Regions from separate parts of the Mus musculus genome. Here region 1 is linked to region 2. A link is a loop called in an ENCODE intact Hi-C map of the cell type or tissue named here. Cell type or tissue: heart. All regions are shown on one strand. Each heading gives the region's core, and the rest is flanking DNA. Links, peaks and the distances in the headings are about the cores only.

Region 1 (15,463 bases), core at 3,656-11,655, 310 kb before region 2:
CCAATCCCCTACCCACCCACTCCCCCTTTTTGGCCCTGGCGTTCCCCTGTACTGGGGCATATAAAGTTTGCAAGTCCAATGGGCCTCTCTTTGCAGTGATGGCCGACTAGGCCATCTTTTGATACATATGCAGCTAGAGTTAAGAGCTCCGGGGTACTGGTTAGTTCATAATGTTGTTCCACCTATAGGGTTGCAGATCCCTTTAGCTCCTTGAGTACTTTCTCTAGCTCCTCCATTGGGGGCCCTGTGAGCCATCTTTCCAGCCAACTTCTTTTTCTTTTTTACTCTTTTCCCGTCTGTATTATTGAATAAAAACAAATGTAAGAATCCAAATGCATTTGAGTGGTGATGGTGCGCACCTTTAATTTCAGCACTTGGAGGCAGAAGATCTCTGAGTTCCAGGACAGCCAGCTCTGCAGAGGAAGTTCCAGGATAGCCAGGGCTACACAGACAAACGGTGAAAACCCAGCCAGCCAACCAACCAACTAACCGAACAAACAAACAAACAAAGGGCTTGTATGGGGAGATTTATACATGGGGTGGGGTATTGTTTTGTGTTTGCAGACTGGCCTTAAAGGCCTGATCCTCCTGCCTCCAACTCCCAAGTGCTAAGAGTATAAACTTTCCACACCTTGCTGGCCAAGTAAAGATTTTTATATTCCTTTCCTTTTTAACTTCTCTCGATTCTCTCTCTCTCTCTCTCTCTCTCTCTCTCTCTCTCTCTCTCTTTCTCCCCCCTCCCTCCCTCCCTTCCTTCCTTCCTTTCTTTATCTTTCTTTCCTTCTTGCTTGCTGTCTACCTGTATTTCTTTTTGTTGTTGTTGTTGTTGTTTTATTTGAGACAGAGTTTCTCTGTGTAGGCCTGTCCATCCTGGAACTTACTTCCTAGGCTGGGCCTGAATACGCAGAGATCTGCTTGCTTCTACATGTGTGTGTTTTGCCCGATGTCCAATGAATACCCTGGAACTGGAGTTACAGATCGTTGTGAGCCACCACATGGGTGCTTAGAATGGAACCAGGGTCTTCTGGAAGAGCAGCAGGTGCTTTTAATTACTGAGCCATCTCTCCAGCTCCTTTATGACCTCTTTTAAAGAAAATACTATTTTTTTATGTGTATGAGTGTTTGAGTGAATCCATGTCTCTGTACCATGTTCATGACTGGTCCCCTCATGAGGCTAGAAGAGAATGTTGGATCTCCTGGAATTGGAATTATGGATGGGTTTGAGCCACTGTGTAGGTGTTGGAAGCCAAAGCCCTGCTTCAGTAAGGACTCTTAACCACTAAGCCCTATCTGCACCCCTGAAACCTGTTAAGTTAAAAACACTAGGTAAATCTGTCAATCATAGTATACTACATTTATTTCATGAACTCCCTTCATCCTTCCTTTTGTGAGACAGAATTCTGTAGTCTAGGCTAGCTACCACTTCCCTTGCGATCCTCCTACCCCTATTCCATCAGCAGTAAGATTAAAGGCACTTGTCACCATACTTAGTTTTAATATTTTCTTTGAACTCTTTCTGACTTAGATATATTCAAGTGCTTACCCCCAAAGATGGAAGGAAAAAGATCCAAACCATACAGAGTCTGTGAGATCCTGCCTAGAAGTAATCGCCTCGCCTTCCATTCCCAACTCCCCAATCCAAACCCCACATACTGGCCTCTGGCTCTTCCTGAGACCTTTGCTCAGGAAGGGCGTTTCATTACGTGGATCCACAGAGACAGACCTGAGTCAAGAAGAGAGTGATATCTGAGGGTCAGCGGTGGGGACACCTGGAGCCCTTCTGATCCAGGTCCGTGCTTCTGTGGCCTTAGCCATGGGCAGCCCCAAGGCTACCAAAGCTATTCATACTATCACTTTCCCTAAAGGAGAACCTTTCACTGCTTAGTAAGAGAGCAAAGATCAGGCCTTGAATTAAAGAAAGAAAAAGTCTGTATTACGTTTCTTCATTCATACATGTGTGTGTACATGCATGCGGAGGTCAAGGAACAACTTGCACAAGTCAGTCCTCTTTCTTCCTGGGGGTCCCAGGGATCGAACTCCTGCCATCAGGCTTGGCAGCAAGCACCTCTATCCACAAGCCATCTTGCTGGTCCCAGGTCTTTCCTTCTTGAGAGTATTGATCTTAGGCTAAGTGGTGGGGCTGATTTCTAACATTTATTCCAAGGCCAGTGGTCATGAAATTTGGGTGAGGGACCTTAGCAAAAGTCCTCATAAAGTAGTAACCTAGGGTCGGGGAAGGGCTTCTGAGTAAAAGCATTCACTGAGTGAGTCTGACTCTGTCTTCAGTTCCTAGAACCCACAGTGCAAGGAAGCACTGACTCTTGCCCATTGTCCTCAGATCTGCACACAATGCACTGCTAAAGTTATATCAGCACACCTTTGAGGGCGAGCAAGGGATCTCGGGAGTGCGCAAGCGTGCGCGCACACAACACACACACACACACACACACCCCACACACACCCCTAACAAAGTTAAATTTTTATTTTTATTTTAATAAAACATAAAGTAATAATACATTTGTCAAAGTTCATTCTTTGTAATGTTGAAGAATCGCATCAAAAGATCAAACCAGCTTTCCTATCAAGAGGGCCCCACTGTGGCTTGACCCCCAAAAGGTCCCACAGGCTCCTGTTTTGCTTGTCTGGTCACTTAGCTCATGGCAGGCCATGTTGGGAGACTGTGGAAGTTTTGGGGGGCGGGATCTAGCCCCAGGAACTAGGCTCTGAGGTGCCAGCCTTCGAAGGGTCTGGCCTGTCTCCTGATCCCAGGATGCTTTCTGCTGCACAGCCTCTCAGGATGTGAGCAACTTCTGCCTCAGTTTCTCTAGTTGGGAACTCGGGGACTCTGCCAGGCCACCCACAGGCAGACAGAAGCACTGAACTGCTAGTCACAACAAAGCTGTCTTCCCTTGTTCCTATCAGGTATTTCAGTCAGGACCTAGTGCAGCACATGTTTTTTGTTGTTGTTGTTTTTTTTGTTTTGTTTTGTTTTGTTTTTTTTAGAATACATGACTGCTTATGTCCACATGATAACTTGCATACGATCAGCCACTGCAGTGGTTTTTATTGTTCGATTTTTGTTTTGTTTTTGTTTTTTTGTAATATACCCTGAGGTGTATACAATTCACCCGTCCATCGTCTAATGAGCTGATAAATAAAAATGTGATATATTAGTACAGTTGGAGGTTTGTTTGTTTGTTTTTTTAGCAGATTTAATTTTTGTGTGTCCCCACTCCCATCTTTTTAAAAAAAACTTTATGATGCTCAGGTGTTTTACCTACATGTATTTCTGTACAGCACATGTGTATCTGGTGCCCTCAGAGGCCAGAAGAGGGCATTGGATCCCCTGGAACTAGAGTTACAGATGGGTGTGAGCCATTATGTGGCTGGCAGGTCCCCAGGAAGGACAACAAATGTTCCTAGCCACTCCAAGTGGCCATGTCTTTTGATTTTTGAGACAGGGCTTTCAGGAAGGCCTGGTTGAACTTTAGCTCACTACGTAGAGCAGGCTGGCCTCAAATCACAGAGATCCATTTGCCTCTGCCTGCAGAATGCTGAGATTAAAAGTGTGAGCTACAGTGCCTGTGTTGTTTGTTTCTTCCCTGGGGGCTGAACCTAGGCCCTTCCAAGCGGAAGGAACAGACCTATCACTGAGCTTGTTCTCAGCCTCTTAAAAAAGTTGAGACAAATAGGTTATGCACACACACACACACACACACACACACACACACTGTCTTTAGACACACCAGAAGAGGGCACCCGATCTCATTCCAGATGGTTGTGAGTCACCATGTGGTTGATGGGATTTGAACTCAGGACCTCTGGAAGAGCAGTTGGTGCTCTTAACCACTGAGCCATCTCTCCAGCCTGTGGCCCATGCCTTTAATCCTAGCACCTAGGAATTCGAGGCCAGCCTGGTCTACAGACTGAGTTCCAGGACAGTCAGGGTTACCCTGTCTCAAAACTGTCCCTCTTCCCCCCACAAAAATTAGCTTGTTGAGACAAGGTTTCACATAGGAAGTTATTGAGGCCAGCCTTGCATTTACGAAACTCCTAACTCGCCCATCTGAGTAGCTGGGATTCTCGGCCTCTCCCATCAGGCTTGCCATAGTTATCTGGCAGTCAAACAGAACGAGGGCTGGAGACATGGCTCCGTCAGTAGAGCCTTGGTATGCAACGATGAAGGCCAGAGTTCTCCAGTGTAAAAAACTGGATCTGGTAGACTGTTTGCAATCCCAGTGCTGGGGACAGGGGGATGACTAGGGCTGGCTAGGCTAACTGGCCAAGCCTAATCAGTAAGCAAGGCTATTGAGAGTCCCTATCCTCAGAAGCAAGGACATTTCTGATGAACATCCAAGAGACCTTGGCCTTATATGTGCCCATGTGTACATACATACATACATACACACATGGTATGACCTCTGGCCTCTATGTGCACATGTACACACACACACACATACACATACACACACACACACACACACACACACACACACACACACAGAGAGAGAGAGAGAGAGAGAGAGAGAGAGAGAGGGAGAGAGAGAGGAGTGAAGTCTAATACAATCTAGAAGGATAAAATATCTTGTGTGAAAGAGGACAGACAGGGCACAAACCACACGATCACTTTGCTTTGGGATAATCACAGCAGCAAACCAGTGGTTGCCGGGTTCTTGGGGAAGGGGAGTGCCTGCTACTGGGTATGAAGTTCTCTTCTGGGAGACTTCTGGAAGAGTTCTAAAATTAGATTATCGTAATGGCTGCATAGCCTGTGACTCTGCCCCAGACCACAGAGCTGTACACTCTAAGTGGGTAAATTGTATGGCGTGTGAATTACATCTTGAGGAAGCTGTTCCTTAAAAAGGAATAAACAGGTCTCCTGAGTGTTTAAGCAGGCAGTCAAAGCTGGGACAGCAAGATCTCCTCTTGCCAGTTCTTCCAAAGCCCCCCTGTTCTCCTGGTATTTGACGCTGTGTGAAAAAAAAATGGCCCTCATCTGCATCAGGTTTAAATTTCACTATTGGAGTTCTGAGAGCTGTGCTTGATCTATGTATTTGCTACAAAAATAGTAATTTTCAGAGAGCCCCTTTGAAGGGATACATTGGGAGGTTTTCCATGAGAGCTGGGATGACCCCGGGGGTGGGGGGGGGGAGATGTGATGAAGGGTCAGATGAGACAGTGCAAACTTGCAGCCTCCTGGCCTCAGGTGATCAACACGCTTCCTTTGGTTTAAGATGTGTTTAAAAGTTGGAATTTGGAGCTGAGGGGGTGGATCCACGGTTAAGAGGTATCACTGCCCAGGAAAAGCACCTGCATTTGGGTCTCAATCCCCATTGGTACTCTCTTCCGATCCTTGAGGGTACCTGATGCATGTGACACACATCAGGACAGCCAGGGCTTTTTAGAGACACCCTGTCTCCAAAAACAAAACAGAAAGAAAAAAAGGAAAAAGAAAAGAAGAGAAGAGAGAGAAAACCCGAGGTCCCATAAGGTAGACGTACATTCTGGTAGGACAAGGCGACAGAGAGTGGAGAGTGGCTGCCTCTTGCCACAAGTCTACCACTTCGTTATGCCACCATCTCTATGCTGCTGCCTGGCCTCTGTGCACAGCAGAGTTCATGGCTTGGGAGTTTGTATTTCATATGACCAATGACGAGCGTTCTGAATTGTTCTCTTTTACATTAGTAGTTCTGAGAATCACACCAAGGGCCTTCTCACGGTAAGCAAGACTCTGTCTTGACATCTTTTCTTCCCTCTCCCTATCCCAGTTGATTGTGTGAGGGACCTTTTCCTTGTTAGGCAAGGGCTCTACCACATTGAGTAGAATCCCAAGTAAAAAACGTTTTTATTTTGAGTCACCCAGGCTGCCCTTGAACTTGAAAGCTTCTCATTTCAGGATCCTTCCCACTTCTGGTAGCTGAACCATTAGAGTCCTGAAATTCCTTAACCCAAGAGTTTCTTTTAAACCAGGTGGGGTGGCCCTTGTCTGTAAACCTCAACACACAGGAAGCTGAGGCTGGGGGATTCAAGTTTAAGGCAAGCCTGAGCTACAGAAGTAGACCCCCCGCCCCTACTACTTGGGGGCCACACCTTTAATTCCAGAAACAGGTAGATTTCTATGAATTAAGGCAACCCTGGTCTATATACTGAGATCCAGGCTAGCCAGGGCTACATAGAGAGACCCTGTCTCAAAAAAGAAAGAAAGAGAGAGAGAGAGAGAGAGAGAGAAAGAAAGAGAGAAAGAGAGAGAGAGAGGGAGAGAGGGAGAGAGGGAGAGAGGGAGAGACAGAGAGAAAGAAGCCCTAAAAGGGTCCTTCATGTAAAAACAAAAACAAAAATCTCACTTGTGGTGACATGCTTGTTTTTAATAAAAAAAATTAAAAACATTTTTATGCATCTGCATGTTTGTGTGCATGTGTGTTCTATGTGTGTGGGCCTCAGTAGTGAGGCTAGAAGAGGGTGTTAGAGCCCCTGGTGCTGGAGTTACAAAGAGCTGCCTGCCTGACATGGGGCTGGAGGCTGAACTCAGGACCTCTGGAAGAGCAGTACACACCCAACCACACAGAGCCATCTCTCCAGTTCCAGTGTGGACTCTCACGATGAGTGCAGCACGTGCCTCCCATGCGGGAAGCACTGGACACAGATTATCACATCGTTCGACCCCGCTCAGCAGCAGGGTGCTTCTCTAGCATGTCTGAGGCTTGAGGCCCCAAACACAATGCCCCATCTGAAGAGGTGGGAGACAGGCCATCCATCCCCATCTGAAGGAAGGGGTGGGAGGCAGGCCATTTAATCCTCATACTGTCCTGGGTCTTAACTTTTCCTTTGTGGATAATGCTAAGAGGTGGATTGTGCCGGCTGAGAGCACATGGCTGGTGGCAGTGATGGCATCTTCCCAGAACTGACTTCAAAGCTAAAGCTTCCACGGCTTCTCCACTAGCCACGCCACCACCAGGTTGTCAGCCTCGCGAATAGATAATGCATTGTGTTTTCTGACCCAAATACACCCACCTCTCCATACGATGCAGGAATGTTGGTATGAGACACACACCTTTAGGTTTCGCGGTTTTTGAATAGGACCCCTCTAGTTTGCAAAACAACCATAAGCCCACTATTGACTATTAATCCTACAGACTTGATTATTTGTTATTCTACGTGTCTGTCTGTGTACCACTTCTGTGTCTGCTGCAGACGGAGGCCAGAAGAGGGCATTAGATGCCCCGGGACTGGAGTTACAGGTGCTCCTGCCATGTTGAGTCCCTTTACAAGAACAGCCAGTGCTCCTAACCCCTGAGCCGTCTCTCCAAGCCCAACAGACTGATTGTCCCCAAACCCTTAATATTTAAATTTAGGTTTTTAAATTAATTTTTTATAAGATTTATTTATTTATTTATGTTTGGCTCTGCTCGCTCCGGCCTATTTTATTATTATTATTATTATTATTATTATTATTATTATTGGTTTTTCGAGACAGGGTTTCTCTGTGTAGTCCCAGCTATTCTGGAACTCACTCTGTAGACCAGGCTGGCCTGGAACTCAGAAATCTACCTGCCTCTGCCTCCCAAGTGCTGGGACTAAAGGCATGCGATACTACACGCACACGCACACGCACACGCACACGCACAGCTATCTTCAGACATCCCAGAAGAGGGCATCGGATCCCATTACAGATGGTTGTGAGACACCATGTGGTTGCTGGGAATTGATCTCAGGACCTCCGGAAAAGCAGTCAGTGCTCTTAAGGGCCGAGCCACTTCTCCAGCCCTTAAATTTACTTTCTGATCCATCAAAGGGCTGTGCACTTTGCCAAATGCTAGATTTCAGTAGTGGTAAAGCCTTGCTTCCTGCCCAGGTAGCCCCAGCCCAAACTGTCAAATCTGAAGCCTATGTAAAGGCAGTGGGAGAGGACAGGCATGACTGACACCCAGGGCTGGTGGCCAAGCTCCACAGCACTTGTTCACCTTAGGCTGCTGCCAACCCTGTAGGCTGGTCCTGAGGCCACGGAAGACTTGGAAGGTGAGAGGTGGGAATCGCCTCAATCCGCCACAAAGGCTAACCACAGCCAGCCTTCTAGGTCTTCAGGAGTGTGAAAGAGACCTCAGCCTTTCTCCGGAGCCGGAAGAACTCCTAGCACAGCTGCTCAGCCATTCCCTGAGCTGCTGAGGGAACTCTGTAGCCGACCTGACAGTTATCTTCCTGCTCACGTGGTACATTCATTCCCCAGCTTGCAGAGAGCCAAGTCAGGAATGTCCGCTAGTAGAACAAGGGCCTCATCACCCCAGGTACTAAGCTTTTAGTTTAAAATGCTTAGTAAATTGAGCACTCCCCAGCACTAGGAACTCGGGGATATGGAGTTTAAGGGCAGCCTCGGGTATGTAGCTAGATAGTCACAAAATGAAACAAGACAGACATCCCAAACAAAGACAGACAGACAAAACCTCGGGGCATGGCTCTGTTAGACTTGCACTGGGCCAGCAGGACAGAAAGAAAACACCCGTGACAAAAACAAAGGACAAAACAAAAAAACAAAAACTCAACCCCAAACCACCAAGGACCCGAAGTGGCTTTGGGAGTGGAGGGGAGGTAGCCCAGGACCCGCAACAGGGTCCTGGTTGTTCATAATGGTGTTAGTGTGAAGAAAAACATCTGCAACAAAGCTCGCCTGCCTTTTGTAAAACACCGCTGTGGGTCCCATTCTGAGGTTTCCTTTTGACTTCCAGGAACGGAAATGAGGAAGTAGGAAGAAGATACCACAGCTTAGCGCGTTTCGGTGGGAGTACATCAGCGCAAACGGACCTCAGAAACTGCCGTACCCCCTGATGGTGCTGGACCGGTGACTTTGTGTCTAGGAAATATTCAGTAATTTCGTTTTCTGTGGGTTTTTTTTTTTAATTCTTTCTTCCTTTTTTCCCCCCCTTTAAGGTGTGTTTCTGTTGCTATGCTGCCTAGACTGGCACCCAACACCGAGCCTTAAGTGGCTCTGCGGCTCAACCTTCTGAGTTCTGGAGGATGGTGCTAGCTGCCAGGCCGTCCAGGGTCCCCTGTGTACACGTGGGGGTGAGAAGATCTTCCAAAGCCGGTCCTGAGTCCTGACCTTTCACTTTTTTTGAGGCAGGGTTTCTCTGGTTTCCGCCGCTGTGCTGTGTACTTCGGATTAGCTGGCTGAGTGTTTCTGGAAGATTCTCTTCCCTCTGTCTTCCAGTTCACCGTAGGGATGTTGGGACGACAGATGTCCACCACACCACCACCACATCAAATGTGCGTCATGGAGATTGCGGGGAGATGAGCAACCTTTCTCCCCGGCCTTTATTTGAGGAGAGGTCTCATGCCTCATGGCTCGGCACTGAACTGTGTAGTCCAGGATGACCTGGACTCTGGGGTCCTCCTGTGCCTCCCTCCAGGTCCTCAGAGTGCATGTGTGAGCCACTGGGTTAATGTACCACTACAATGGCTCCTGCCTGGTAGGTGCGCCTCAATCTCTGAGCCCCATATTCATAACCTTGACCTACCTTTATGGGATATTAGTGTCATATCACAGATAAATTGTTGTAGACACCAGGTTTACTGCCATGTAATAATATACATAATATCTTATCAAGAGAAGACCTATTTTTAGAAGGAACCCTGATTTGAAGAAAAGTGTGTGTGTGTCATTAATAAATAAATAAATAAATAAATAAATAAATAAAGGGGCTGAACAAATATACTATGAAATGTTAATAGTATTCATTTTTTTGGCAAGAGACAATCTATATTTTTCTCTTTAGAATTTCTACGTTTTTAGCCAGGCAGTGGTGGCGCACGCCTTTAATCCCAGCACTTGGGAGGCAGAGGCAGGCGGATCTCTGAGTTCAAGGCCAGCCTGGTCTACAGAGTGAATTCCAGGATGGCCAGGGCTACACAGAGAAACCCTGTCTTCAAAAAAACAAACCAAAACCAAACCAAAACAAAACAAAATTCCTACATTTTCTACAATCCTAGCACTTAAGGGTGAGGGGAAGGAAGATCAGGAATTCAGGGGCATCCTCTATTACACAGCAAGTTTGAAACCAGCCTCGGGTGTGTGTGACCTTGCCTCAAAACAAGGTAAAAAGAGGTTATAAAGAAGTTATCTTTTTTGTTTGTTTGTTTGTTTGTTTGTTTGTTTCGAGACAGGGTTTCTCTGTGTAGTCCTGGCTGTCCTGGAACTCACTTTGTAGAACAGGCTGGCCTCAAACTCAGAAATCCGCCTGCCTCTGCCTCCCAAGTGCTGGGATTAAAGGTGTGCGCCACCACCACCCGGCAAGAAGTTATCTTTAAAGAGCCAGGCAGTGGTGGCCATGCCTTTAGATGCAGCACTTGGGAGGCAGAGGCAGGCAGATCTCTGAGTTGGAAGCCAGCCTGGTCTGCAAAGCAAGTTCCAGGACAGACAGAGCTACACAGAGAAACACCCTCCCCCAGTTTAAATTGAGGCTTAAACCCAGGGCCTCAAGCAAGTTTTCTTCCTCTCTACCATATTCCTAGCCCTTTGACCTTCCTCAATTTTATTTTATTCTTTTTAAAGCTTGACAATTTTATTAGCATTTAAAGGAAAAATCCCCAGGGCAGGCAAGCTGTAAATCTCAGCTGAATGTCTGTGCTCTCCAGCCTGACTCCTGGGGTACCCTGTGGTCAGAGAGGGCCCTTGAAATAAGACATTCCCAGCTTAGAATCTTGGTTCCATACTTCTGGCCCTGTCAGCCCTGACAATGTTCAGGAAACCTTGGATTAATTCTCCAGCAGGCGCAGGAGGCTGAGGCAGGAGGATTTCCAGAGTTAGAGGCCAGCCTGAGCTACATACAATGAGTTCTAGACGATCCTGGATTCAAAATAAGACCTTGTCTAATAATAATAATAATAATAATAATAATAATAATAATAATAAATTAGCAAAGAAAAAACAGACAAAAAACTAAATAGTTCTAAAAATCGGATATAATTTTTCTACCACACATAACCCTACTGCTTTAAAACTTGATTAATTACAACATTTGCTTTTAGATTAACAACAAAACCTTCCCCAGGCCTTCAGAACTAACTCTATAATGCAACAGACCTCCTCTCTTGCTTCCCTCGCCCCTGTACCCTCAACCTTCACCAGTGGGGACTTGGTACTTTTCAGTCTTTGGTTCCTGGACAGGGTATTTCTTTGAACTATAATATCCTTTCCCTGTCCCGGGGATGTTAAAGTCCAATCTGCCCTTTGACCCTCCTTGACCTTTACAATTGTCAACTCAGTGAGCCTTCTCTTTGTTTTGAATTTCCTGTCATGTTTGGTTACCCTTTTCCAAGGGCCCTTAGGGTCTTGTAATAACAACTTATCATTGCACACGTTATGACCCATAGTAATATCTTACATAGCTTGTTCTGCCGGTATTCTTGTCTCTAGTTCCCTCCCTCCCTCCCTCCCTCCCTCCCTCCCTCCCTCCCTCCCTCCCTCCCTCCCTCCTTCCCTTCTTCTCCTCCTCCCTCCCTTCCTTCCTTCCTTTTTTGAAACAGGGTTTCCTTTCCGTGTGAAGCCCTGGAATTTCATGGGGAGACCAGGCTGGCCTTGCATTCAAGAAATTCAATCTACCTGCCTCTGTCCTCCGAGATCAGACGAGATTGGGTACATTCGGGGTGGTATGGCCGGTAGAATGCCTCTGTCATCCATGTGCTAAGATTAAAGGCATGTGCCACCAGATCTGGCTCTCTTTACAATAGCTACTAATGACAGTAAAAGTGATTTTTAACTGTTTTGTTGTGACAACCCATTGCATTGCTTGATCTTCAATTTGGTTTGTTTTTTGTTTGTTTGCTTTCGTTTTCTTTTTTGGGGGGACAGGGTGTCTCTCTGTAGCCTTTGTTGCCCTGAAACACACTCTGTAGATCAGGCGGTCCTCAAACTCACAGAGATCCGCCTGCCTCTGCCTCCTCAGTGCTGGGATTAAAGGCAGCATTCTCCGCCACTGCCTGGCAATCCACTGATCTTTAAAGGATCTGGGTTCTAGTCTCAGCACACACATGGCGGCTTACAATCACCTGTTAGCTCTAGTTCTGGCAGATCTGATGCCCTCTCCTGGCCTCCTCAGGCAACTGCAGGGATATGAACATACCACCAGGCACACAAATGTAGAAAACAGAGCTTAAAAATTAGGTCTACAGGGGCTGGAGAGATGGCTCAGCAGTTAAGAGCAATGGCTGCTCTTCCAGAGGTCCTGGGTTCAACTCCCAGCAACCACATGATGGCTCACAGCTATCTGTAATGGGATCCGATGCCCTCTTCTGGTGTGTCTGAGGACAGCTAAGTGTATAAATGAAATAAATAAATCTTTAAAAAAAATTAGGTCTACAAGAAGACAAAAGACATCGAATTAACATAAACAAAAATTGAAATATGAAAATCAAGAGACAAGTGAAAATCAACAAATATGTCTAGAATTCCCTTCTCTTCATGGACTATCAATGGTTGTAGGGACATGGAACAAAACATAGCTTTGTGCCTTAACTTTTGCAGGTTGAGAACAGTTGTTGTCAGCAACTGCACAGAGGTGAATTTTATCAAGTTGGTTTCTCTCCAAACGATCTGGAGCAGTGTCTTTACAAACTGTTGCTTTAATTTCTTTCTTTCTTTCTTTCTTTCTTTCTTTCTTTCTTTCTTTCTTTCTTTCCTTCCTTCCTTCCTTCCTTCTTTGGGGAGGGACTTTTTGTTGTGTGGAATGTTCTCGTTTATAAGTTTGTGAACGCATTTGGGTCCTTTCATGTATCTTATTAGAACTCTTTACATTCCAAACAGCAACAGCAGGCTCCTTTTCCATGCTGGAGAGTGAACTCAGGACTTTACATGTGATGGTCAAGTGCTGTCACTGAATTCTTGGGTTTGTCTTTTAATTTTAAAAAAATTTAATAAAAAACTTAGATGTATTATTTAATATTTTATAGCCATGAGCATTTTGCCTGAATGTTGTGTGTATGTATGTGTGTGTCTGTGTATATATGTATGTGTGTATGTATATATATATATATATATATATATATATGTATATGTGTGTGTGTATATATATGTGTGTGTGTGTGTATATATATATATATATATATATATATATATATATATATATATATATATATATGTGTGTGTGTGTGTATGTGTGTATACACACACACACACACACACACACACACACCCCGTATGTGGCTGCTGTCCATGGAGGTCATAAGGGGGCATCAGGCCAGGGCTACACAGAGAAACCTTATCCCAAAAACCCAAAACAAACAAACAAACAAACAAAAAGTCCATCAGATCTTCTGGGGTTGGAGTCACAGATGGCTGAGAGCCAACAGGTGGTCTCTGGGAATGGAACCCTGGTCCTCCGCAAGAGCAGCAGGTGCTCTTCAGAGTCGAGCCAACTGTCCACCCCTTAATTTTTTTTCCAAAAGCAGATTTGTTTAATTCTACGTGTATGAGCATTTGCTGACACGACTCTGCCTGTCTGCGACCCAGTGTAGTCAGGAGAGAGCATTGGATCCCCTGGAGCTGGAGTTAGAGGTGGTTGTGAGCCACCACGTGCTGCTGGGAACTGAACCTGGGTCCTTTGTGAAAGCAGCCAGCGCTCTTAGCAGCCGAGCCTTCTCTCCAGTCCCTCAGTTCTTGGTGCTTTGAGGCAAGGCATCACTGTATAGCCTCGGCTGGTTCTGAGGCCTGTATGTAGCTGAGACTGGCCTCGAACCCCCAAATTCTAGAATAACAGCATGCCCCACAATAGCTTTCTACATGATGTCATATGTGCAGCAACAGCAATGGTTTCTGAGGATAAAATACAGTTTTTCCTGCATATCAGATATTTTTTTAAAAAAACCAAAAACCATAAACTCCCTAAATGCGCTGCTTTTCTTGGGTAGAATATTCACTTTGAATTTAAAATATGTTATTGGATTCAAAGAATTCTACCTAGGTTTCAGACTCAGATAAAACCAGTTTAGACATGCATAAAAATCCCCCAGCCTAACGGGAAGGGTGAGCGGGAGGGGGCTCCCAGGCTGGAGCTGGTAGAACTCAGAATGAGCCGAGTCAGCCACAGAACCCAGAAAGAATCTGCTGCCCTGTGTCATCTGCATCCAAACCCTGATGGCTCTCATCCAGGCTGTGGGGCCAGGTTGCAGCTTTCTCCCGCCCCCAGGTCTGGCTCCTGCTTTGTATACTTGGTGACCAAAGCATCCAAGTCCTTGGGATTTATTGGAGCTGATGGCTTTGGGGAACACGTATTTTTCCCTCTCAACTCCAAACACCAAAAGGCATTTCTTTCAACACGCCAGGGGGAAAATAGCAACTAAGAAAATCAACAGTCGTCTCTCAGGCAGAAGAATGGATTTGGGGAGGTTTGTCTCCACAGACCCTGCCTATCTTTTAAAAAGAGCAGCCATATTTTTTTTTCTTTCAACTTTATTAAGAAACAATGTATTGTTTGAGCAAGGTGGTGTAGCTATAATATCAGCACTGAGGAGGAATCATGCATGTAGTTTCAGGGCAACCTGGGCTACATAGCAATGCTCTGTCTTTTAAAAAAGGAGGGGGTTTAGAGGAAGGAAAGGAATGTAAAAGCTTTGACAGGTTTTTACAGTAAGTTCTTGGGGCTGGAGGGATGGCTCAGTGGTTAAGCACCAGCTGCTCTTGCAGAGGACCTGGCTTCAGTTCCCAGCACTCACATGGTGGCTCTCAGCCCCCGTAACTCCAGGGGGTCTGATGGCCTTTTCTGACCTTTACAGGCACTGCGTCTCTGTGATACACAAACGTCGATGCAGACAAATACCCATACGCATAAAATAAAAAGGAGCAAAAACCTAAAAAGAAAAGTGTTCTGGTCTAAACATTATATAGCCACACGCTATCTTCATCACAACAGATAGATTTATTTATCCCAATTAGAAGTTTCAAGAACGTGCTTCTTTTATTATTATTATTATTATTATTATTATTATTATTATTATTATTATTTTGAATGATTATACTTGGACTTGAAAGAGCAATTTTTTTTATCTGCTTTGGTCTTGAATGAGCCGCCTAAGTCCATAACGTAGCGTCACACAGGTCACCATCTGCAGGTGAGAAAGCAGATGCCACACAGGGCAATACACTTCCAGGCAAAAAGTTTCCTTTCTTTTTTGCTAGGCTTCCTGGTGCAAGCTTGCTTTGCTGATCCTTTCCAGAAAACCTCTCTTTTCTGGAACCGAGGCAGGAGCATCATAAACTTAAAGGCTTGCCTGTGCTACAGAATGAGTTCAAGGTCGGTCTGGGTAATTTAGTGAGGTTTTCTATTAAAGCATGGTTAAATATTTTTTTAAACTTGTTTTTATCTGTGTGGATGTTTAGCTGCATGTACGTCTGTGTATCACACTGCAGGCATGCCTGGAGCCAGAAGAGGGCATCACTTCCCTTGGATCTGGAGTGACAGATGGTTGGGTGCCAGAA
Region 2 (15,463 bases), core at 3,509-11,508:
GCTCTGGCATGGGCTGTTGACAGAATAAGTGTCATCAGAAGCTGGTGGCTTAGGGGCCTCAGATACTCATGTCTGAAGACTGTCCTCCATGCAGAGCCACAGGGCATGACAGCACCATTTCTGGCTTTCATCAAAGCACAGGGATAGAGTGAGAGAGAGAGAGAGAGAGAGAGAGAGAGAGAGAGAGAGCTGGCCAGATGGATCTCTTGCTCAACTTAGCTGGGAAGAGAAGCTGGGTGACACCGGAACACGGGGATCTCAGGGGTCACTGCAAGAGCCACCTAACACAGTCTGTAAGCCTAGTGTCCTGGGGAGGGACTGAGCAGACAGCCACGGGTTTATCTAAGTCCGGATCTCTGTAAAGAAGACCCTGGGAAAGCGAGTATACAGAGAGATACACTGAGCTATGGGACTTGCTCAGACTCTCCTCCCGTTAGGCAGCAGAATCTAATAAGAAACAGACAGTACACAATGAAGTCATCAAGATCTGGTGTCTGGTGCAAGTAAGACTCGCCCCACAGGAGCTGGGGTCGTGGAAACAGAAGTGAAGAAATTGAGACATGGAAACGCAGGATAACACCCCGTGTCCATTCTCAGAAAGACTGTTCTCTGGGATGTTCCCTAAGGTAAGCCTATCAGTTGTCAGAGCATGGTAAGAGTCTTCCCACCGCACCCTGCAACCAACCCTTCCCCTTAGGTAGCCATTGTGTCCAGAGGGTGGGCAACACATATCCAAAAGCAGTCTCCTGGAGGGGAGAGAGGGCGTCTCACGCATCCCTTTCTGGGTCTCTGAAGGCAGAGTGCTGAGCCAGCAGCCGGCTCTCCTGCTGGAAGCTCACATCCAACGTTACTTTCCCATGCTCTGGAGATAAATTCCCAGCCAGGCAGCCAGCTGAGAAAAAGCGCGATGGAGCAAACCGAGACAAAGAGTAACCGTAACGGCAGCCAAAGAGAACGCATACTATGTGTGGTCTGCCTCCCATCTCTGGGGCTTCCCCCTGGCTCAGAACACTGGTTGTTCTTTCTTCCATTCACTAAATACATGTGCATGAGACATATTATTACATAAAATCGAATCATAAAAACGTATGCTTTTATTTCCAGTGCGGGAGCCCAGGGTTTCATGTATATTGGGCGTGTGCTCCTAGACCTGGGCAGGAGACATTTCCTGAGCGCCTGTCAGTGCCTCAAGCCGAGGAGCAGACACCGGTGAGACAGCAAACAGAAGTCATAGGGCCCTGTCTTCTAAGGGCTGTCAGTTTAGGAGAGCAGACGGGCATCACCACGTGGCTGGGCCACACGGACATCTGGAGCAGGGGACACAGACCATCTCTCCATAGACAAGCTTTGGTCTGGCTCAGCTGAGTCCTTTTCTCCGGCAGGCTTTGGACTTACGTCGCAACCTTGACCTTCGTTCTGTCCTTGCAGGGTCTGCATTCTTAAGCATTAAGTCAGCTTAAGAAGAAACTCCCACGCTCCATAGGTCAATTGATCAAACTCTTTATTCCCTGTCCCCAATCTCTGATTATACCAGGCCTGTCTTCAGCAATGTTCTTGTTCAGTGGTGCTGATGTTTAGATTCTGAGCCCTCCCCAGAGCTCATGTGTTAAAGCCTTGGGCTCTAGGCTGGCACTCCCGAGAGGCATTGGAACCTTTATGACGATGGGGTAGTTTATCATAGTGATGGAAAGTCAGCAATACAATTGGTTAGCAAGATGCTTCCTATCTCTTAGTAATTTCAATCCTTAGATTCATTTACCATGATTATTGATCAGAACTCCCCACTTGAGATGGATAATCTTGGATGTCAACCTGACACACTTGAGAAGTGGGAACCTCAACTGAAGAATTGCCTCCATCAGGAGGAAAGGCCTAGCCAACTGTGGGTGGTGCCATCCCAAGACAGATGGGCCTGGGTTGCATCATAGCATCTACAGCACTAGTCTTGAACAAAGTCTTTCTTGACACTTTAATGGGTGTCCGGGTGATTTTTACTGTAACCGCTTTGAAAGGAAAGAACAACTTCATGGAAGCAAACGAACAGGCAATCTGACATTATCTGGGAGACCAAGAAAGACTGGTATGAGAGTTTGGTGTGTTTTGTCCATGTTAAAAGTCATGTAATTTGGTCTGGAGAGCTGGCTCAGTGGTTAAGAGCACTGACTGCTCTTCCAGAGGTCCTGAGTTCAATTCCCAGCCACTATATGGTGGCTCACAACCATCTGTAATGGAATCCTATGTACTCTTCTGGTGTGTCTGAAGACAGCTAGAGGGTACTCACAAATATAAACAAACAAACAAATCTTTTTTTTTTAAGTCATGTAATTCAGTTGATGTACAACATTAAGAGGTGGGGCTGGTCTTGACCGGATTCACACCTGTGAAAGGGACCTTTGTGGAGCAGCTTCCTGTGTGGTTTCATCTCTCCCAGAGATACTCACATCTTTTTGTTGTGATGGGACAGAAGTCCCTCTTCAGATGAGGCTATGCCATTTTGATCCTTCTACCTTCAGAACTGTACGCCAAATAACCTCCTTTTCTTTATAAACAATCCTGTCTCACGTGTTTTGTCACATCAACAGAAAGTAACTAGGGCAGTTTCTTGAGAAAATGGTGCTTGAGTTGAGCTTTAACTTTTTAAAGCAAGATAGAAGTTAGAAGTGACCCAAAGCTTAGTTGTAAAGGATAATGGCTGGCTTTCAGGGCCACATGGTAGGGCCTTATCTAAGAAGTCCATGCAGAGACCACCCAATTTTCTATTGAGTTTGGTCTCCTATTAACTATCAATTAGGTCTACAACTGTGTGGCATTAGCTGTTAACATGTAGAATATTGCTAAACTACAAACTATGCTTATTGTTATTTTTATTTATTAGAATGACAAAAAAACTTCTGTTCAGTACAAAAGATAACTTAAGGGGCGAGAGCGATGGTTCAGTGGTTAGAGCACTGGCTGCTCTTGCAGAGGACCTGGGTTAGGTTTCCAGCACCCACATGGTGGCTCACAACCATCCGTAACTCCAGTTTCTGGGAGATCTGATGCTCTCTTCTGACCTCTGCAGACACTACACTGAATGCATATATATATATATACATATATGTATGTATGTGTATATATGTGTGTGTATATATGTATGTATATATATATGCAAAACACATAGACACATAAAATAAAATTAAAACACACTAAGAATGAAAGATAACCCAAAGCTTAGCAAACATTTCAACATTCTTCCTTGAGAATGCACAGAAGACCTGGATGCACACACGCACAGCAGAGCTCATTGCACATGATCTCTGAGCCTGTGTTCTCCTCTTTCTGGCTTGAATATCAGTCCTGGAGGCAAGTCTTTAATGGATGCTCAGAGAGTCAGAGGTGGGGGGAGATCCCTGAATAAGAATTACCAGCACCTCTTCTCTACACATACAGGATCTCGACTTTTGAGGGCTCTGAGGATACCCGGGAATGTGGTACTTGTGTCTGTAGAGTTGCTGAACACGTGGGTGAAAATCGAGAGACACTTCTTTGACGGCTTAGGAGAGCATCGCTGGCAGAGTCACAAGGCTTCCTGCCCAGCAGTAGCTGGAGGCTGCTGCCTTGTGCTGTGGTTGATTTAGTTAGTTTGGTTGGACTGAGAGCCGCCTAGGAGACTGGTAATGCACACCCCCAGGCAAGCCTGTAAGGGAGACGATTTAATAGTCTAGAGACTATTAAAAGACAAAGGCTCTCAACTAGTGGATGCTCAGATCCATTGATGGGTTTAAAATTTGAATAGGTGATTGGAAGATGCTGGGACTTGCTGCCCAATTAGAGAAGTGGGTGTCTAGAGGCTTGGACTAGAGTTTTAGGGGCTATATCTTGCCCTAGACTCTTCTGGGGATTCCCCTCTGCATCCTGCCCACCATGATGTTGTTGGACTGTTCTGTGACACTGCACCTTCCCCACCTTGACAGAGTAACGCCTCTGAAAGCAGGAGCCCAAATCAGTTAAGTTCTTTCCTCAAATATTTTGGTTAACTGCGTACAAGTAATGAGTCATGTGTCTGGTGTCACACTCACTTCATGGGTCTGAATGGAATCCTCCTGCGTCTGTCCTCTTTCTGCGCTTTGCTGGGGTTTTGCTAGTGGGATGATGTCCTTCTTCCTCTGGGGCCTTTAAGTCTCACATTGTCTGTGAGTTGTCCTTTCTCTCTGTACTTGGACAGTCAGCTACCCAGCCCTGGTTTCTGAGGACCGCCCTTTCTTCTTTGTCTCCAAAGCCAGGGTCCTTCTCCAGTTTCAGGGGCCTATGAAGACCTATCGTTAGACCCCCATGAATCTTCCAGGCACCTTCCTCTTCATCCTATATCACAAATGATTACCAAGTGAATCTTCTATATAAAAACAACGGTTCCACCTGTCATCTAGTCTAGAGCTCTCAGACACAGTTGCGGCTGTGGTGGACTCCTGTTCTGCTATCTGCAATCTTTGTATGAGAAAAGCCAGGAGCTGTTTCCTTATGTTTTCTTCTTCTCGGAATGCTCAGGCCATCTCTGCTAATGCATCCATCCCCCACCCCCTGCCCTACCAGGAGGGGGTCCTCAGTGTAGCTTGCCAAGCCACGAGCCCACTCTTAATGGCTTAGACCACGGGTAGACACTTGATTCATGAGCAGCCAGCATAGGCAGCCTGTCATAAAGAGCTGCCCATGCAGAACAGCCAGTGCTGGACAGAGGCCACCGAATCAATTTGGGCCTCTCCTGGGAGTCTCATTCCTGAAGGGAGACGCTGAGCAGAGTCAGCGAGGGGCTGAGGAGGAGTCACCCAACCCAGAGTGACAGCCTTAGGGGCAGTGAGATAACGTTGCTAGACGCACTGTCCTGAATGATCTCACCGGGCACTGGCTGTGCCTTTTGGTTTCTATCGTCTGATGTTTTGACATCTTGGGGGCCTTCCTGACTGACTCTGGAGGGGGGACATCTGGATACCTTACTGACTGACTCTGGAGGGGGGACATCTGGGGGCCTTACTGACTGACTCTGGAGGGGGAACATCTGGATGGATACCTTACTGACTGACTCTGGAGGGGGACATCTGGGGGCCTTCCTGACTGACTCTGGAGGGGGGACATCTGGATACCTTACTGACTGACTCTGGAGGGGGGGACATCTGAGGGCCTTCCTGACTGACTCTGGAGGGGGGACATCTGGGGGCCTTCCTGACTGACTCTGGAGGGGGAAGTCGTAGGGGAAGTAGCTAATTGCCTCTCCTCTCCCACTCCAGCATGGCTCTCAGATGTAAACCAACCAGAGCCCCTGCCCTGCCCACCTCCTTTCCTGACTTCTCTTTCTCACAGGTACACTCCACCTTCCTCCATCACTGCTAGTCCAGGTACCCAGCTCAGGGTAGTCCCTAGAGCCCAGACTTAAGAAGCATAATTTTCACCTAAGCTGAGCCTGCTTACTCTTCCATGACCACTCCCTCCCACAATGCCCAGTGACGCCCTGTACCCTTCTTCCTCCTCCCTCCTGACCAGGTGCTACCCTCGTGGTGCCCTGGGGTATAGCATGGTCCTTATTCTTGGAACTGAATGACCTGTCTTGTCAACAGCAGCTGCCTCCTGGTCTGCTGACCTCATTTCTAAAATCGGCAGGTTCTGCGTGACTCACTCATCTCCGTGGAGTCTGGCTGTGTGGTTGTTCCTCTTCGAGGCAGGGCCGGGGCTCTTCCTGCCTTACCCTAGGTAAATGCACTGAATATGACCTGTCTCACTTCAGTGGGTTGTTAGTTCTTCTTTAGATCAGATCTTTACTGGTTGTCTCACCCCCTTTCTTTACGGAGCTCCCCACTCCCCGTGCTCTTCACAGGCAAGCATGCTGGCTTTCTTTGTAAATAGCCTTACATATGTTCTTGTCCCCTGTGCCTGGTCATGAGGCCATCCTTCAGACAACTCCTGCCTTCCCCGTGCCTAAAACTACTCTCTTTCTCCGAGGTCTCACATTCAGACGTCCTATGATGGCTTCTGTAACCTCACGTGCCTCTCTCTGCACATCAGCATCACCCATGTGTGGGTTTCGATCCCACCACAGAGCATCCAGTGTTCCCCGCTTTGTGTTCGGGAATTCTCTCTCCTCAGGGTTATATGCACTCTCAGTTCAGGAGACAGACGTTTTGCTTGATGATAGGATGCACTGGTATCTAAGCAACTGACATCTTTCTTCTCCTTAAGCCGGGGTATAAAATCCACACATAGAGCAACAGTTGCTACCTGTTGAGCCAGAGCCTGGCTGGAGGGGAAGCCCCATTTTATCTCCATTCTGAGTCCCCGGAAGGCCAGCCCCAGCTTTCTTAAGTGGAGAGAACTTCATTCATTTCCTAATGGGTCATACTTGGGGAAAGACTGGAGTTTCTTCATTTTAGTGTCAGGCCAGTAAGGGGTTGCAAAGTACAGAGTAAGGAATGAGGGTAAAGCAAGAGGGATTGGCCCACCAGTGGGATTTGAGGACTGTCTCTTACATGGAGGCTGGGATGGGGAGACTGGAGCAGAAGCCGAGGCAATCAAACACGCCCCTCACAGTTTTGATCCGGCTCTCACCTGTTTGAAAGGAAAACATCTGGCTTGTCTTCCATTGACCCTGATGTAAATGGGTAAAGGATTTCAGGGCACATTCCTGATAGTTCCCTGAGGGACTTCCTAACAAAGGGGTGGAGCCAAGTAGCTCTTGGAATGGTCTCCCATCATAGACATTGCACTTAGAGTTTGAGCTATACGAATAATTCAGATGCTACACTGTAAGCCCTAAATATACCTTAAGCCCACAAACAACGCCCCTTTGTCCAGCTTTATGCCTGTGTTCCTTTAAATGGACTTTCTGTTCCTGACCGCACTGTAATCAGCAGATATCCCTACCGTCCCCCCATTCCCTCCTCCTCCCTTAAAACGGCTCCTTCTAATAGCTAGCATCCTGCAGTGACCAAAGCCATTAGAAGGATTGCACCATTACTATCCTGTCCAGCACACACATAATGCCCCAGGGATTGCCTTTCTTCTTCTTTGCTTGATGCTTTTTTGTGGATGAAATCGGGGCCCAATGGTGGGCTGAAAAAAAAAAAAACCGAAGAGGGCAGAAGGTGACAGTAATTCGTTTCAAGGGCACCTCCCAAACAGCTTTCCCCACTTGAGATTCCTTTGTGAAGGTGACGGCAGATGTCAGCCTTGTGGATAAAGCAGGCTCTGAAAGCACGCGGACAGGTTGCAGACCTCTGTTCCTCGTTACCATAATATTGAATGCTCATCTTTTCCCAAGCACGACAGCGAATATGTGCTCTGCCTGCTAGCTCACTGTTGTTTGTGCTGGAAAGAACCCGGGCCCAGCCCAGAGCCACGTTGCAGGGCTCAGGACTGCTCTGAAACACTGCCACCTAGTGGCGTGATGAGGTAAGACAGCACACATCAAGGGCACCGGGACTCTAGTTCAATCTAGCTGCCCCAGCTCAAAGGCAAGGAGTTAAAAAATCAGGAGCACAAAGACCATAGCCAGTTTGGAAACGCCTAAATAGGGCAGGGGACAGGGAAAAGGGGCGGGGGAACTGGAGCCTGAGAGAGGAATTAAAAGTAATGAACGGGTCGGATTGAGCAGTCCCCACCTCCCCTCCACCCCCCTCCAACTCCCCACCCCACCCCCCCTCGCCCCCCACCCCCAAGCTAGAGATGTGGGTAAGATGAGATTGGAACCGGCCTTCATTTGGACAGCTCAGTCTGGCTTGTGACTGGATCCTTAAGGATCCCGGGGCTCAGTTGAGCTCGGGAAGTCCCTGTGCCTCGGTTTCCTCACTTTGTGGGCCGAGTCAGAGCTCAAAGTCTATCTTCAGTTGAAACATTGTATGAATTTGTTATCTGAGAAATGCAGGAGAAAGCAGTTGGCTATCCTTAAATCATCTGTGTGACTTCTTGTTGATTTAAGGGGGGACTTAAAAATGAACAAAGAAACAAACGAATGAACAAACAAGCATCCACTTCCATCTTGTCTGTTTTCAGGGTTGTAGCTCAGGAATCCTGGGAGAAGCATGGAAGAATCTTCTAGCATGTGGGGACTCTCGGGACCCAAGAGGGAGAGTAACTCCTAAAGACGTGGAGGCTTCTAGTGCTTCAGGACAGACAGTGAGTGTGTGGGGGGTTGGAGGGGATGGGGTGTGGGTACTGGCATGGAAGCAAATCTGTACTATTTGAAACACCGAAGTGAAGACAATCATTATAATGGGTTAATAATTGAGCAGGCCATTCCTTCAAGAGTTACATTTTTAAAGGGAATTTCCTGTTAGAAGGTTCCAAGGAAATCAGATACTGTTCATTGACAAGCAGGAATCTGAACAAGTAGGGGAATCCCCAGGTCCTTCGACCTTACAGGATGGGTTTTGTCCTTTGTCATTCATCGGCGTTCCTTGGGGAAACTCATCTATGATGGCTGTTTTAAACACTTCGAGTATCATTTTTACATCCCAGGGCTAAAAGAAGATGTGGCTCAGCCTCTGCCACCATTTGAAGAAGCCCAGGTTGCTCTTGCTCCTTCTTTTAAGGCTCAATGGTCCTGCTCATCAAAGCATTTCCCCAGCGAACACACAGTGGAGGGAATTTAAATTCCATCTTGATGGAATTTGAACCAAAGCACACTGCCCAGTGTCACTTTATACGCTGTGAATCATCAAGCCAGCTACGAATACCTCGAGGGGTCCTTGCCGTTGTTCAACATAAATCAGTAAAATGACAGGCAATTGACTCTGAAGACAGCTTTCACATGGCTGAGAGGCTGGAGCTGCTGGAAGCAAATGAGGGCATTTTTCTGTAAACCACTTGTGATTAGCGCCAGAATAAACAGTAGATTGGGCTTTATCCTCCACACCACACTCCCCTCCTGCTCTGGATCTCTCATTAGGCGGAAGTGAACACTTCCCTCAGTGTTGGGAGTGGGGGTTGGGGGTTGTCAGTGGGAAGAAGCAAGTTTGTATCTCCACACCTGATGAGTACTTCTGACTTCCCCCCCAGAAGGAAAAGAAGAAATAGACTTGATTTGACTTTTTTTTTTTCCTATGAAGACATAAAATAAGGGCGAGAATCAGACCGACCCTTCGATGCAAAAGCTTGTCGCTGTGCTATGATGCCCTATCACGGCGCCTGCCAGGGCTTAGAATTTCCCTTAATAGAAAGGAGCGTGTTTGAGAGATTGGCACCTGGCAGCAGTGTCTCATGATGTTACAGGCTTATATTCTTTGTAAAGCATTTAATTAATTAATTAATTAATTAATTTAATGTATATGAGTGCACTGTCGCTGTCTTCAGACACACCAGAAGAGGGCATAGGATCCTATTACAGACGGCTGTGAGCCACCATGTGGTTGCTGGGAATTGAATTCAGGACCTCTGGAAGAGCAGTCAGTGCTCTTAACCACTGAGCCATCTCTCCAGCCCCTCCACTTATATTCTTAAAGACACCAGGAAGGTGGCAATGTTAAGCTGATGGAGGCACTGTCTAAGGAGATCTGACGCCAACCTGTGCCACCACGGCCTCCTGGGCCAAATGGCCCCTTAGGTTGTTGTGTCAACTGATTTTCTCCAACAAGAGTCAGGTTTTCCACGAAAAGCATCAAGTGTGCCAAATCAAGTAAGTCTGTAAACCCAGAGGACACAGCCTGCCTGTGATCCAAAATCTGAACTGACACACGCCCTCTGCCACCTGATAAGCTGGGAGTCATCAAGCTAACTACAAATACCCAAGGGCTCCTTCATTTAGAATCTTCCAGACTCATGTGACTATACATAGTAGGACTTTCGGCTATGTAAAAGGTGAGACAGACAGACAGACAGACAGACAGACAGAAATTGCATAGACTTCCTCAGTAAGCAAAGCCTTATCTAGGAAGTACAAAACCTTCTAGCTCCTCAGATCTAGTTGTCTTCTTGGTTTGTTGTAAAATCTTGACTTAAAATCTTCCATGCTACAACTGAAACCACTTACGAAGGTTTAATCGATAGGAACGAATCAATGGACCTGAAATGTCTTATTGCTCTCCCCCCACCCTCACCCTGGATGCCCAGAAGCCACATGAGAATGCCAGAGTCAGCTGCCATCTGCCAGGAGAAAGCCCTGGTGACTGTCTTGGGGCCCCATTCCTCCGAGGCAGCTGTGATGAGGCATGAATTGATCCTGGTGGCCGAGATCAGGTCCTGGGAGCTTTGAACTTGTTTCAGTTTGGGCTGTCTGTGCTCCCTGGGGTCCTGCCCTAGGGAGGGCAGGTCATGGCTGGACGCAGGGAGGTCAGCACCGCCCTGCTGTTGAGTGAGGGACTGGAACCACTTTCCTCTCGGGAGACTGTGTCGCTTTCTTAACTGTTCTAGACTGGAGTGTCTCTGTTTCCAAGTTTGAGGTTAGAATTGGGCTTTTGGTGTTGGGGCAAGGATGAAATGGAAACTTCTAGGTCAGTGCTCAGCTCCAGACCAGCTTGTGGGGAGTGCAGGAAGGCTGGGTCAGTGGTCATGGCCGGGAGGGAGAGTGCAGAGCCCTCCTGAGTAACTTTGTGGTTGGCAGAGTTTCAGGCCTGCCTGGCGTTTGCTTTTTCCTTTGGGAACATGGGAGCAGCCCTGCCTCATTGGAGAAACAGTGAGTTAGGCACCATACTGTCTGGGCTAGTGGCCCAGGTGTGTCCTGAGTGGGTGTGGCCCATGGGAATGAGAACACTGGGCTGTGTGAAGGGAACCTACAAGTGTCAAAGGCAGCTGGGACCAGGAAGCAGCATCAGACAGCGCAATTCCTTCCCGCTCGCTTGCTGGGCTTGTCCAAAAGGAGCATCTGTTTCTTTTCCCCACTTTGGATGCCTTTGCACTCCAACCCAGCAATGCCTGCAAGCAACAGCAAACACACACAGGGGAACAGCATTGTTGTGGGACTGGGCCGGTGTGACTCACTCTACCTCGGTTTCCCGGGTCCGGCGGCTCCAAGTCCCAATGTAGAAATAGAGTACGGAGCAATATGTTGTTTTGGTAGAAAGCTATGGGTTTTTAGTCTGGAATGTCTGTCGCCAGGGCCCATCCAATTAACTCGCTTGTCGGGAAATCAGAATAAATAGCTCCGAGGAGGCGATCCAGGCTCTCCATGGCCTTTATTTCTTGTTCCTCTTCCAGGTTAGGCAGGTCTGCAGTAACCAGGCCAGAGAAGGAAAGAATACATGGCTTCATTCTGCCTTTGCCTTGCAGGAAAGAAAGGGGGTCGATCCCGTGCGTTTTTGAACTAGGGGATTCGGGCCAGCTGTGTCTTGTGGTAGTGATAGGTCAGGAACAGGCTTGGAGGAGATGGTACCCTCCTCCACAGAGAAGGCGCCATGCATTCTGGGTCAGCTGTGTTGATTGGCACCTTGGGTGGCGATGTGTCCTCAAGGGTACCAACTATTCTGCGGAGCTTGGCAGCTTTGGGCAGTCCCTGTGAGAGATCCTATCCCACTGTCTGGTCAAGACCTTCAGGAGAGCGGCAATCTGTATTGGGGCAGTGGGTGTGCTGTGTGGGTTCCCAGGGTCAGCACCCAAGGATGGGGCTTTTATCTGTAGCATTCCTTTACATAGGATACTTGCAGAGGAATGCTGTGGATAATACTCTGGTCATCCCTGCATCTGTCGATCATTGTCACAGGGAGATGGAAGCCAAAGCCATTTATTTGCATAGGTAGCCTGCCTTCTCTGGGTCTGAAGGAATCTACAGCTTTGTGCAGCAAAAGGGACAGCTGATGGCGGGTGTGTGTGTGGGGGGGGGGGGGTTGTTTTCAACTGTCCTTGAGCCAGGCCATCCAGTATGCTTCTCACACACTCTCTCCGTAATCTCAGAGACCCTGCCTCTCTTTTCCCAGTCTCACCCCTAAGACCTTGCAGGAGTGTTTCCTCAATGGTGATGGGAGGCAAAGAAGCGGTTGGACCTCTGCTCTCTGCGGCAAAGCACCTCAAATAATGATGCCTGTGAGCAGAGAGGGGCATGCCTGCTGTCTGAGGCTCCCTGCTCATGGCAGGCGGGAGTCAAAGGCTCTTTCTTCAAGGACTGCACATTAAGTTTGTCTTTGTGCTTCTAGCTGCTTCCATTTCAAAGGCTCTGTCAGCGAATCCAGGGAGTCATTCCTGGACCCATCGGGCGTCTCCATGGTGACAGCTAAGCAGGCCTGAGGGAGAGAGGCACTTTCCCACAAGTTCCCTTTTCTGATTTTTTTTCTTATTTTTTTTTTTTTCAGTAGTGACTGTGGCTGAAAATTGAGCTTAAAAAATATGATAAAATAGGAACTCCCTAAGCTATTTTTTAAAGCCCACTGTACATAAATATATACGTGTCATTACCAGCCTCAGTGGGGTCTAACATAGCCTGAGAAACAAGACTGATCTCTCTCTCTGTGTCTCTCTCTCTCCATGTCTCTCTGTCTCTCTCTGTCTCTCTTTCTCCCTGTCTGTCTGTCTCTCCCTCTCTGTGTCTGTCTGTCTGAAGAAGAGAAGGAGTCCACTTTTCCCATTCCCTTCCATGTACAGCCTCTGGTGAACTGCTATGGTCTGTTTGCCCAGGCCTGCAGTCCCCCCCCTCCCCCATCCCCTGCCCCCTGAGAATGAAAAGCATGTCAACCAACCACTGCATCAGTAGCAGAGGTTGACCAGGACGTTGTAATTGTCCTCTTCTTGTTTGGCAGACCCACCAGAATAACTGCTGTATTCTTATAACACCCCCAGTGGCCACATGCATAGACGAGTCTTCATGCAGTACACTGGGAGAGTCGTTGCTGGTTGGTGTCACTGGGCAAACATCAGAAAGGGTTCTTGTGCAAACCTAGATTCCACAGGCCAGTCTCCTCACATGGTCCATTTATAGTCAGGAGGCTGCCGTAGATGGTAACAGTCTAAGGGTACTGCTAGAGAGCTCTACTTCCATATTCCCCAGAGTTCCCAGGGGTGCATCTCAATGCTCTGTCTTACAGGGCTTGCCTATTTTCCACAGGTGGCTGTTGGTGGGTGGATGGGTGGGTTGTGCAGGACTGCAAGATGCTGTTCCTTGCTTGTATTAGTCGTGAGAAGACACACCCGACGCAGGGTGACTGGGCCTCCCTCCCTATTCCAAACTTTCTGTTTTTCTTCATGGTGTTGTCTCGTTCCACCAGACTCAGCTTTCCCTGTAAGAATGGGCTCCAGGAACCCAGGGCAAGCATAGCTCATATCCAAAACTTTCCCGGACAACGGAGGCTTTTCTCGTGGGTGGAGCTCACTCAAACTTGGTCTCAGAGCTTGGAAAATGGTTTTTTCTTTTTTTCCTTTTTTTTCTTTTCTTTTTTTCTGGGAGCCATAAAAACTCTGAAAGGTGGCAAATCTCCAACCCTTTCTTAGAAAACTACGCGTTGGGACCATTTCACAGAGAAACGGTGGAGTTACAGTCTACCAGAAAGAATCTTGCCTCAAGAGGAATTTTCTCTCAAGACCTAGCCCCAGCTGTGTATTTCAGCCCCACCCAACTCACAAGCTGCCAGACGCACCCAGACAGACATACACAAGTCTCTTTGTGGGTGTGGTTCAGGCCAAGCAAAGGCCCTCAAAACATGCATGCTTATTTCAAATATTTCATATTTTTGTATATGCTGAATATACACAAGCAGGAAATGCAAGCTTGTCTGCTCAAGTCACCCCCCCCCACACACACACACCATGATCTGCCTACGAAGTCCTCATTCCAAACCCAGATAGCCCAGGATTCCTGAAGCTGCCACAGACTTCCAGACAGTGTCTCATGAAAAGACTTTTGTGGTAGTCCTGTGCTCTTCAGAAATCACACGAACAAGCTGAATATGGTAACAACACACTTGCAACCATGGCACTCAGGAGCCTAAGGCAGGAGGATCATGGTTTGGGGTTAGCTTAGGCCACGTGCTGAGTCTTTTCTCACAAGGTTACACTTCCAAGTACACATTTCCACCTGTTGTTTTCTTTGTCCTCTAGTTTCCTCTGCCCGGCACAACATCCCTGAGCTGCCAGGTACTGAGTGTCATCATCTCTGAAGGCAGCTGTAACTAATTAACCCAAATATGGTGACTTGAATTAACAACAACAACAAAAAAATCATTCTCCCACTGTTTCTGGAGGGCAGCTGTTTGAAATCAATGCGTCAGCAGAGCCCGTGTTCTTCTGATGCCTCTCGAGGGGATCCTGTCTGGTTGTGTCCAACTTCTGATAGTTCCAGAGTTTCCTTGCCAAAGGCTACATAACTCTGATCTCCACCCCTGCATAACTTTTTCTTCCTGTATGCCCCCGCCCTGCACCCCAGTATGTACCATTGAATTTAGAGTCTACCCAGCTAATCCAGTTTAATCTCCCTTGTCGGCTTCACTGGATTCGGAGTCACCTAGGAGACAGTCCTCAGGGAATGGCTGGAGGATGTCTCCAGGGAAGCTGAAGTGGGGAGAGAAAAGCACATCTTAAAACGTGGGTGGCATCATTCCCCGTGATGGGGTCTGGGATTAAATGGAAAGAGGAAGCAGAAGTGAATTAAACAGAAGCGTTTCTCCCTGCTACCCGACTGTAGACATAGTATCTATTCTCACTGCTACCCGACTGTAGACATAGTATCTATTCTCACTGCTACCCAACTGTAGACATAGTATCTATTCTCTCTGCTACCCAACTGTAGACATAGTATCTATTCTCACTGCTACCCGACTGTAGACATAGTATCTATTCTCACTGCTACCCGACTGTAGACATAGTATCTATTCTCTCTGCTACCCAACTGTAGACATAGTATCTATTCTCACTGCTACCCGACTGTAGACATAGTATCTATTCTCACTGCTTGGATAGACAACACCCCACACTGTGAGCCCAAGTAACCCCTTCCCTGCCTAAATTCTGTCTCCTCAGGTATTTTGTCACAGTAACAAAAGAAGTGATTAATGCGCCAGAACACTTGATCTAAAGCTGCATAACTTGTATAAATCTAAAAAGGGGGCCCCTTTCCAAGGGAAGTGAATTCACAAAGAATTCAGGCTCAGTGTGTGGGATGTTTTCCTGTGGGCCACTCTTCATCCCACTGTCCGATTGTTCATTCACAGCCAAGCAGCTCACAGAGCCTGGTGCACAGCCATAGTTCATTTGTTCTGCTGGATTGAATTTAAACTTGGACCCAAGGACTCTATCTGCTTTATTTCAGGGCTCCATGTCTGTGCATGCCTTGATTATAAAAACAGCAGCTAGACTAATTAAAGTAAATAGTTTCTTAGCTCCCATCGGGTTTCTGATGAAGTATTTTATACTGTTGTTTCAAGTCGCCATGTTTCAAGTATGCCAGAACTATATAGGTATGAATAAACGTTTTTTTTTCCAGTCTTTTTCTTCCTGTGAATCGAGTTTTCTCAGACCCTGAGGATTTGAAACTAAATGGATTTGATTGAGATAACTTTTCATGCATAAATTTCATTATACTTAG

Evidence for each region. Peaks named below come from ENCODE experiments on the same cell type or tissue, not always from the same donor. Only the 100,000 strongest peaks of a DNase experiment are listed, where the experiment ranks them.
Region 1: a loop joins it to region 2, with 2.8 times the contacts of the local background. A loop is called at or near these places in 2 of 42 quality-filtered maps.

The regions. Positions count from the first base shown.
Region 1 is chr5:149,059,659-149,075,121 of GRCm38, forward strand. It overlaps Gm30078 (a long non-coding RNA gene), which reads left to right and starts at 8,155. Exons shown (of 3, transcript XR_868722.3): 1 at 8,155-8,282; 2 at 8,721-8,859; 3 at 9,112-9,587. In heart, for the core only: no CTCF peak of the experiment used is centred there; no DNase peak of the experiment used is centred there; H3K27ac peaks cover 1,720 bases.
Region 2 is chr5:149,368,653-149,384,115 of GRCm38, forward strand. It overlaps a transcript of Medag not described here. Among named protein-coding and RNA genes, the nearest start is that of Gm38753, 8.8 kb to the left of the region's middle. In heart, for the core only: CTCF peaks have their summits at 5,531 and 7,400 (motif pointing left); DNase peaks (open chromatin) are centred at 5,522, 7,389, 8,907, 10,719 and 2 weaker places; H3K4me3 peaks cover 815 bases; H3K27ac peaks cover 5,309 bases.